2 separate regions of the Homo sapiens genome follow, and region 1 is linked to region 2. The links are chromatin loops, found by intact Hi-C in ENCODE. Cell type or tissue: CD4-positive, alpha-beta T cell. All regions are shown on one strand.

Region 1 (5,000 bases), 87 kb after region 2:
TTTTTTTTTTTGAGACAGAGTCTCACTCCGTCACCTAGGCTGGAATGCAGTGGTGCGATCTTGGCTCACTGCAACCTCCACCTCTTGGGTTCAAGCGATTCTCCTGCCTCAGCCTCCTGAGTAGCTGGGACTACAGACACATGCCACGACACCCAGCTAATTTTTTGTATTTTTAGTAGAGACGGGTTTCACTGTGTTAGCCAGGATGGTCTCAATCTCCTGACCTCGTGATCCGCCCGCCTCGGCCCCCCAAAGTGCTGGGTGTCAACAGGCTTGAGCCACGCGCCCAGCCTTTTTTTTTTTTTTAGATCCACCTCCCAGGTTCAAGCAATTCTCCTGCCTCAGCCTCCCTAGAAGCTGGGATTACAGGTGCACATCCAACGCCTCGCTAATTTTTGTATTTTTAGTAGAGATGGGGTTTCACCATGTTGGCCAGGCTGGTCTCAGACTCCTGACCTCAGGTGATCCGCCTGCCTCAGCCTCCCAAAGTGCTGGGATTACAGCCACCACGCCTGCACGCCCCCCTTTTCTTTTTAAGACAGAGTCTTGCCCTGTCACCCAGGCAGGAGTGCAGTCAGGTCATCACGGTACACTGCAGGCTTAACCTCCTGAGCAAAAGGACATCCTCCCGCCTCAGCCTCCCAAGTAGCTGGAACTACAGGCACCTGCTACTACACTCGGCTATTTTTTATTTTTTTGCAGAGATGGGGGTCTCACTATATTGCCCAGGTCAGTCTCAAACTCCTGGCCTCAGGAGATCTGCCCACCTCAGCCTCCCAAAGTGCTAGGAATACAGGTGTGAGCCCCGTGTATGAGTGCCTGGCCAGGAACCACAGATTTCTTGAGAAGTGTCTGAAAAGCTGATTCTAGGACCAGGGTCGGCAAAGGACCAGATGAGGCAGGAGCATCCTGTATTGCCAGGGAGCTGGGAGGGGGTTTCAAAAGGACAAGGAAGAGAGGAGGAGGTGAGAAGACTTTCAATGGCCAAAGCAGGAACGATATGCGCAAAAATACAAATAAAAGCCCGGCACAGGGGCTCACTCCTGTAATCTCAGCACATTGGGAGGCCCAGGCAGGAGGATCACTTGAGCCCAGGAGTTCAAGACGAGCCTAGGCAACATAGCAAGACCCTGTCCCTACAAAAAGTAAAAAAAAAAAAAAAAAACTAGGTGCGTGTGGTGGTGCACACATGTAGTCCCAGCTACCAAGGAAGCTGAGGCTGGAGGATCACTTGGGCCCAAGAGTTCAAGGCTACAGTGAGCTGTGATCAGGCCACTGCACTCCAGCCTGAGTGACAGAAAGAGACCCCATTTGTAAAAAATAATAAAAACAAACAGAACTTTTAAAACAAATAAATAATAACAGCATCGGGTTATGACCTAAAGGATAAAATAAATATACACGAGCCCACACTGTAGAAATAAATGACTGAGTAAATAAATCAACAGGCAGAGAGACAAACCTTACAGAAGAATCCCAGAAAATACAGACACCCCTCCAGGAGGTGGGGCCTAATTACTCTCCCCATGAGTTGGGGATGGGCTGAGGGGCCGGATTCCAGTGACCAGAGCAGGGATGGAAAGGCGATACCTGAAGACTGCAAGAGTGGCAGACAGTCCGCACCCCAGCACGGAGCAGACCTCACCGGTGCTGAGCCACAAGACAGGAGGGGCGAGACTCCACCCCTGCGCCTTCCTTCCTAAAACCCACCACCCTAGTCGGATCACAGGAAGACACCAGGCAAACCCAAGTCGAGGAACATTCAACAAAACACCTGGCCCGTCCTCAACCGTGTCGAGGACGCGAGAAGCTGCCACGGCCCAGAGGAGACCCAGGAGACAGAAGGACTCGGCGCCGTGCGGCAAGGAGGAAGAGCATTTAATAGGAAGAGAATTTCCTCCTCCCAGGGATGCTGGCTGCAGACGCGCTGCAGATGGAAGAAGTTCAGATTTTAAAAGCTACTTCTGCGAGCGCGTGAATTCCGACACCCATTCCCGCGGCTGGCGTGGCTTCTCCTCGGACCCATCCCCTGGCCTGGCGACTCCCCCTGGGACCCGGGTCGGTCCTCCGGACCCCTCGCGTGCAGGTGCTGAGCCCGGGCGGGGGCGGCGGGGGCGGGGGCAGCACTGGGGGCCGGACAAGGGGGCGCCAGCGCCTTCCGGAGCGGGAGGGGCTCCGCACACACCTCGACGGGGGCGGGGGTAGGCTCGGCACAGGCTAAAAACGAGCGGAGCCGCCGGGGCTTAGGCATCGCGGCACCTCCGTTGAACGGGTCTAAGAACAGAACTCCTGAGGACCCTCCGTTTCCAACCGAAGCCAGTCTTTGCTCTGCGTCTTCCCGGCCGCAGCGCCAGGACCGACCCCTTAGGACCCGGCGGGCGGGGCGGGGCGCGCGGGGCGGGGCGGGGATGGTGGGAGGGTCGCGTAGACCCGGCTGGGACGGAGGGACGGCGGCGCGGGATGCTCAGAACGCGTGTGGGCGGCCCGGGCGGCGTCTGGCCCTCTCCCCATCCTCGCGCGCCGCGCCCCAGCCCCGGGATGCTGCTCCGGCCCCGCAGGCCGCCCCCGCTCGCGCCCCCCGCGCCGCCCTCGCCCGCCAGCCCCGACCCCGAGCCGCGGACACCCGGAGACGCCCCGGGGACCCCGCCCCGGAGGCCCGCCTCGCCCAGCGCGCTGGGGGAACTCGGGTTGCCGGTGTCCCCGGGCTCGGCGCAGCGCACGCCCTGGAGCGCCCGGGAGACGGAGCTGCTGCTGGGGACGCTGCTGCAACCGGCCGTGTGGCGCGCGCTGCTCCTGGACCGCCGCCAGGCCCTGCCCACCTACCGCCGCGTGTCGGCCGCGCTGGCCCAGCAGCAGGTGCGCCGCACCCCCGCGCAGTGCCGCCGCCGCTACAAGTTCCTTAAAGACAAGTTTCGCGAGGCGCACGGCCAGCCGCCCGGGCCCTTCGACGAGCAGATCCGGAAGCTCATGGGGCTGCTGGGCGACAACGGGCGCAAACGGCCTCGCCGCCGCTCCCCGGGGTCCGGGCGCCCCCAGCGCGCCCGCCGCCCGGTCCCCAACGCGCACGCGCCGGCTCCCAGCGAACCAGGTAGGCGGGGGACTGGGGGGCCAGGTGGGGCCGAGGACTGCGGAGGAACCGGGGGCTGCCGAGGGCTGCGGGGGAGGGGCGGGCGCGCCCCGCGAAAATCCGCCCGACCGCCTGCTCCGCGTTCCCAGACGCCACCCCGCTGCCCACCGCCCGCGACCGCGACGCGGACCCCACCTGGACGCTCCGCTTCAGCCCGTCCCCACCGAAGTCTGCGGACGCCTCCCCCGCCCCCGGCTCCCCGCCAGCTCCCGCCCCGACCGCCCTCGCCACCTGCATCCCCGAGGACCGCGCGCCCGTCCGCGGCCCCGGGTCCCCGCCGCCACCCCCGGCCCGCGAAGACCCCGACTCGCCGCCCGGCCGCCCCGAGGACTGCGCGCCCCCTCCGGCCGCGCCCCCGTCGCTGAACACCGCCCTGCTGCAGACCCTGGGGCACCTGGGCGACATCGCGAACATCCTGGGCCCGCTGCGCGACCAGCTGCTGACCTTGAACCAGCACGTGGAGCAGCTGCGCGGCGCCTTCGACCAGACAGTGTCCCTGGCCGTGGGCTTCATTCTGGGCAGCGCGGCCGCCGAGCGAGGGGTCCTCAGGGACCCGTGCCAGTGAGTCCCGGCTGCGGCCAGTCTCCCCTCTCCAGGCCGAGGCCCCTCCGCCCTGACCCCTCCTGCTGCCTTCCCACCCCCGTTCTTGGGTATGTTCAATAAAAGGATTGTTTTCCTAGAGTCCGGGCTGTGTAGGAGTGCGGGTCTGGAGACGGGGAGGGAGTGGCGCCCTGCAGTGCTGGGGCTGCAAAGGTCAGGGCAGGGTTGCGACGCTCTCATCACAGAGAGGGGCTCCCACTCGCTCCTAAGGTGTAGACAGAGCTCCGTGGGGCGCACCCAAATGTAGGCCGAGGAGGCCAGGCTCGAGGGTGGTGGGCGTGGTGCCTGCTGCCGGGTCCTGGTCACACACTCGGTTCTCAAGGCCACACCAGACTCTCCCTGCCCCTCCCGGGGAGCCCCACTGAGTAAAACGAAGTGAACGGGTGGGCTCCGCTGGGGGTCCGGAGAGAACCTGAGGCTGACCCCACCTCTTCACTCAATGCAGGGGTAGGGGTTAGAGTGGTCGCCTCCACACTGCCCAGCAGAGAACCCCCTTTGACCCAGGAGTAGCATGGGGGGTTCCGAAGGTCCTCCCATGGCCTCGGGCAGCCTTGGACCACCCGGCTGAACTCTCCCAGGTCCTGGGAAACAAAAGGGGAAGAGAAGCCACAGAGCTCCAGGGAGGATGCTGGTTTTGTCTCCAGGGAGGTGGCTCTGGTCTGGGTGGGCCTAGGGAGGCGCTGAGCGTCTGGGGTGTGATCCTTGGGCAGAGGCTGAGGGCAGGGTCCTTGCAATTTTGAGAAAACCGAAGCAAACCTGCCCAGGAAGCATTTTCCAAGTAGCAATAGAGGGCCCCACCCTGGACCCCTGAGTCAGAAGAGGGATTGGCTGGAGCCGGAGATACAAATGTAGCCTGGAGGAGTTCCGCTAGCATAACAATGCCTGCAAATTAGTGGGCCCATCCAGAAAGACAAGTGGTTTGCCCAGGGCCATGCAGCTAAATGGGGCTGGGGGGGTCCCCGCTGGCCCAGCACCCAGCAGTCCTGAGGGGTTCCCTGTGGGTGGTATGGTTGCAGCCCCTCCTGCACATGCTTTTCTGGGTATCCAGAAGAATAGTTCCCGCTAGTGCTAAAGGCTGCTCCTGGGGAAATGAACGGCTTGCCCAGGTCTGAGGGGGAGGCCTGTGAGACCACGCCTGCAAGAACTGACTCCAAGCCTCACCTCATTTAAGAAACTGAGGCGCCGGACGCTGTGGCTCACGCCTGTAATCCTAACACTTTGGGAGGCTGAGGTGGGTGGATTGCCTGAGCTCGCTCAGGAGTTCGAGACCAGC
Region 2 (5,000 bases):
CTTCCACATGCCTCCCGCCTTAGCGCCGTGCAGGGGCAGTGACCCTCCCCTGCAAGGCTGGGGCCTCCCCAGGTCACAGGGGAGAAGGGCAGGCAGGCCCCACACAGAAACTTCTGGGGCCAGATCCGTGACGCTGCCCTCTGACATCAGCGGCATTTGTGCCTCCCCCGGGGGCCTCTGGGAGCCAGCGGAGGCCAGGCCACAGCTTGGAATGCCTCAAGGGAAACCGCGTGTCTCGGCCTCAGCCTGCGGCCCTCCTGGAAGGAGGGGTGAAATATCACAGTGTCCACAGCTGGAGCTCCTGGAGAGCACCAGGGACCCCAGCCTCCTGCCCCGTCAGGCCACAGCATCAGGGAAGGACGGCAGCCCCTGTGGGAGGTGTGGCAGGGGCGAGGCAAGCAGCCTCCACTGTGAGTACAAAAGCAAGGCTGCCAGGGAAGGGCCCGTGGCCAAGAGCACCCAGTGAGGCCCAGGACCCAGGGGGAATTAGGTCGGGAGACGGCACCTGTGGTCGGCGAGCAACAAGGACACGCACAGTCCTGTACCGTCCCCTTCCCAGGCCCAGGAGCCACCCGCAGGGGCTGAGCCCTGGGAGCATCCCAGCCGGGCTCTAAGGGAATGTACAGGGGGCCCGGTGACCTGGGCTGGGTCTGGGCTGGGGCCTCCCGGGTTCTCTCACGTGTGTTTCGGCCCCTCTGCAGTGTTCAGATGAGGACGGGGCTCAAATCCCCACACTGGGTAGGGGTGGAGCTGGGACCTGTGAGCATTGGGCCCCATGAAGGGTCCCCTCCAGTTCTCATAAGCACGTCAGGGCATCAGTGGGCTCCGGGACCCTGACCCTGCTCTGCAGATGGCATCTGGGCATCAGCCAGGAGGAGGCCTCCTGCTCTGAGCTGGTTTTTGGAGAAGCCATTGAGGCACAGAGGAAATGTGGGACTGGAGGACGTCCTAGAGGCTGGGACACCCTCACCGGTGCTGGGATCCGGGGGCCCGACACCCCCCAGGCCTCAGCCTCACTGAGCGGCCACCATCGCCCCGAGGGCCCACGGCACTACGCAGCATCCCGGAGCCCCGTGGCCCTGTTCTGCCCTGGACCGCGCACCCTGCTCCCGGAAAGTCCTGCCTCCACAGACACCCCGTGCAGGCCGGGACCTGCACCCGAGGAGGCACACACCGAGCAGTCCCTGGTTTCTGCTGCTGCCCTGGGGGCGGGGCCGGAGTGTCCGGGTGCTGAGCACGGCCCCTTCCCTGTGATCGGCGCGCCAGCCAACAGACAGAAGAGAAAACGTGAGTGCATTAAGTACGTACCTGCTTCTCAGGTCTTTTCATCTTTTTCTGAGAAACATATCCTATTTAATTGAATGAAAAGGAGCGTTCCGTTATTTTCCAAGAAATGACCATTCATCCAGGAAAGGTGATGGGCTTTTTGAATTTTATTTACAGAAAACTACAGTATAAGATCAGTTTTGCTGTTTACGCGTTTGCAAACGGCATGGCCGATGAACAAGACGCATCTCATTCGGATTCAGTTTGAGTTTATTCTGGAATTTTGTTTTAAAGACAAAGTTGTTTATAATGGCTTAGTCTAAGGGCCAGGAAGGTCTCGCCTGGCCCTGCCCTTCAGACACGCCCCCACCTTCACGTCACCCTTCGCCTCACAGCCTGACGGCCACCTCCCCGGTCACCTGGTAAGGCCCTTTATGGAATCTTCTTCCATGAAGAGAGCAAGAGGAACAACAAGCTGTTTTCTTCTCTGCACTCACTCGACACCACAGAACACTTCTGTGGCCGGACATGTGTGTCTCCAGGGACACCAGCTGAGTGTCCTATAATTCCGTTCAGCCTCTACACCATCTACCCGGCGATGGTGTCCGGCCCCACGAGGGGAAGCTGTCCCACAAGCCACCCGCACTGCAGGTCCCGATCACAGGTCTGGCCCACCCGGATGCTCCTTTCTGACTGGCTGCAAAGTGGGGTTCCCATGATCCCCTCCTTGGGTTCGATTAATTTGCCAGGACGGCTCGCAGAACTCAGGGAAGTGCTTATGTACATTTACCCGTTTATTCTAAAGGATATTATAAAAGATGCAGATGAGAAAGCAGCTTTTATCTGAGGAATGTGGGTCCCTTTAAGTTATCAGCCCAGAGAGGCCCTGGAATAAGAGCGGCCGCCCTCCCTGCCTTAGAGACCGACCGACACCAAGTAGCAATAAATGAGCCTGACATGCCCCACGCCAGGCCGTCACTCAGACCCCAGAGTTCAACAGCCGTTGACTGGTGAGTCAATGGCGGCCCTGTAGACAGAGGAGACTCCTGACAAACAGCTGAGCTAATCACCAGTCAACAGCCACCCTGTAGACAGAGGGGACTCCTGACAAACAGCTGAGCTAATCACCAGTCAACGGCCGCCCTGTAGACAGTGGGGACTCCTGACAAACAGCTGGTGTGGGTCACACCTCGTCTTTTTTTTTTTTTTCTGTCTGTAGGTTTATTGTCTTGATCTGAAAAATCCTCATAGGTAATTGTTCGGTTGAGCTCTCAGCAGCTCCTGAGCTCCAAGGAAGCTTGCCTTCTTTGAGCTACCCGAACTTTCTTCTGAGCAAAGGCCATTTTGGGACGGTTTTGCCTCTTCTTTCGAACTTCTTTCTTGGGCTTCTTCTCATAGCCTGGATTCTCTTGTAGAGCAGCATGAGCTTTCTTATCTCTCTCCCCCACTGTGGGCGGCAAGCCAGCCAGGTGCCGAGGCAAGAGACGGAGGGCACGAGCTGATCCAGTGTAACAAAATATATAAAACAACAAGAGTTATGCTAGATCTAGATCATAGATATGATTATATATGAATATCATTCATCATCAGTTTGTAGCAATTACTCTTTATTCCAATATTATAATAATCCTCGCTCTACAATCATAACGTAGGAAAAACCAGGCCATACAGAGATAGGAGCTGAAGGGACATGGTGAGTGACAAGTGACTACAAGGCAAGTGCGTGAGCCTTCTGTCATGCCCGGACAGGGCCACCAGAGGGCTCCTTGGTCTAGCGGTGATGCCAGCATCTGGGAAGACACCCGTCGCCGAGCAGACTGTGGTCTAGCGGAAGCGTCAGTGCAGCGGTCACGCTCCTGGTCCGCTCTCATGTTCCATCCCGTACACCTGGCTCCGCCCTCTAGATAGCAGTAGCAAAATTAGTGAAAGTATTAAAGTCTTTGATCTTTCTGAAAAGAACATAGAAGAAATAATGACATAAGCTGTCCTCTCACTCCCCGCCTCGGCTACCTAACAGGGAAGGGCCCCATGTCTGGTGGACACGTGACTCACATGACCTTATCAATCACTGGAGATGACTCACACTCTTTACCCTGCCCCTTTTGCTTTGTATCCAATAAATAACAGCGCAGCCAGGCATTTGGGGCCACTACCGGTCTCTGCGTCTTGGTGGTAGTGGTCCCCCGGGCCCGCTGTCTTTTCTTTTATCTCTTTGTCTCGTGTCTTTATTTCTACAATCTCTCGTCTCCGCACACGGGGAGAAAAACCCACCGACCCTGTGGGGCTGGTCCCTACACCCCACCATGTCTGGAGTTACGCTGTTCTTTATGTATTGAGAGAACTGTTTCTTGTAAGCATCTTCATCTTCTTGCATTAAGTAGCACATGTAATCTGCAACATTCTGGCCCATGATGCCCTTCCGTGTACTTCTGCATTAAATTCCTTGTTTTCAGAATCATAACCAGGAAATTGTTTGGTACTGTGAGGGATAGACCAGCCTCCATCCACAGCTCCATTCAGGGCGCCAAAAGCTTTATTGCCAGTGGTAGTTCTGGCAAGGCCTGCATCCATATAGCAGGTGAAGGCACCTGGCCGACCAGCAATGCTTTCCACATTCTATTCATCACCAGTCACCTCCACTTCGCCTTCTTAGATCTTGTCCAGGCCAGACCTATTGAGAAACCTGCAGGCCAGCAGCAGCCAGGACAATACGCTGTGGCATAATTTATCAGGCCGACCTTCACACTGTATTTTGGCAGGTCATGTGCATACGCTGTGCAGACTATCATACCCCCTCTATCTGGGCATAAGCGATCTGACAAATGATATCTCTGTTTGTTACACCAACTATCATCCTGTATTTGGGTGTGTTGTATTTGTTTTTATACTGAATCGCCAAGCGTTTCCGAGCATAGCAATCAGTTTTACCCTCTCATCATCTTCTAAATTTCACTTGGTATCTCTTAAAGTCGGCCTTATCCTGCACAACTTTAACAAACCCCATCCTGCGGAACAGAGTCCTGCGTCTGCGGCTCAACAGAGACCGGCCCCTTGTCCCCTTTTTTGCTTTTAAAAACCTGCTTGTAAGAACCAATGCAAGAAGTCCAGTAACTCAACTGGCCAGAGTGCTGTGTGTCCTCCAAACAGCCACACCAGCTCTCCAAGAAGAGTTCTTAACCAGGCTGATGAACTGCCTGGAGTGACAGAAATAGAATTCAGAATACAGCTAGGAGCAAAGGTCGTTGAGATTCAGGAGGACAGCAAAACCCAACTCAAGGAAAATAAGAATCACAATAAAATGATACAGGAGCTGAAGGACGAAATAGCTGGCGTGAAAAACAACCTCATGGATCTGACAGAGCTGAGTCACCACAATACAAGAATTTTAGGCCGGGCGCGGTGGCTCACTCCTGTAATCCCAGCAGAGACGAGTCACCACAATACAAGAATTTCAGGTCAGGTGCGGTGGCTCACTCCTGTAATCCCAGCATAGCTGAGTAAACACAATACAGGAATTTCAGGCCGTGCACGGTGGCTCACGCCTGTAATCCCAGCACTTTGGGAGGCCGAGACGGGTGGATCACCTGAGGTCAGGAGTTCGAGACCAGCCTGGCCAACATGGTGAAACCCCGTATCTACTAAAAATACAAAACCTAGCCGGGCATGGTGGCAAGTAACTGTAATCCCAGCTACTCTGGAGGCTGAGGCAGCAGAATTGCTTGAACCCAGGAGGT

What was found. Hi-C counts contacts between places; a loop is a spot of excess contacts. Peaks named below come from ENCODE experiments on the same cell type or tissue, not always from the same donor. Only the 100,000 strongest peaks of a DNase experiment are listed, where the experiment ranks them.
Region 1: it touches region 2 in a loop (3.0-fold over the local background); 7 of 110 quality-filtered maps call a loop at or near these places.

The regions. Positions count from the first base shown.
Region 1 is chr10:133,227,751-133,232,750 of GRCh38, forward strand. UTF1 (undifferentiated embryonic cell transcription factor 1) reads left to right here and starts at 2,467. Exons shown (of 2, transcript NM_003577.3): 1 at 2,467-3,088; 2 at 3,217-3,808. The coding sequence starts at 2,539. The coding sequence ends at 3,692. RefSeq lists enhancers at 2,449-3,248, 4,049-4,848. In CD4-positive, alpha-beta T cell, no CTCF peak of the experiment used is centred here; a DNase peak (open chromatin) is centred at 2,861; H3K27me3 peaks cover 2,033 bases.
Region 2 is chr10:133,141,035-133,146,034 of GRCh38, forward strand. It overlaps the pseudogene RPL5P28. Among named protein-coding and RNA genes, the nearest start is that of KNDC1, 17 kb to the right of the region's middle. In CD4-positive, alpha-beta T cell, a CTCF peak has its summit at 3,006 (motif pointing right); a DNase peak (open chromatin) is centred at 3,057; H3K27me3 peaks cover 848 bases.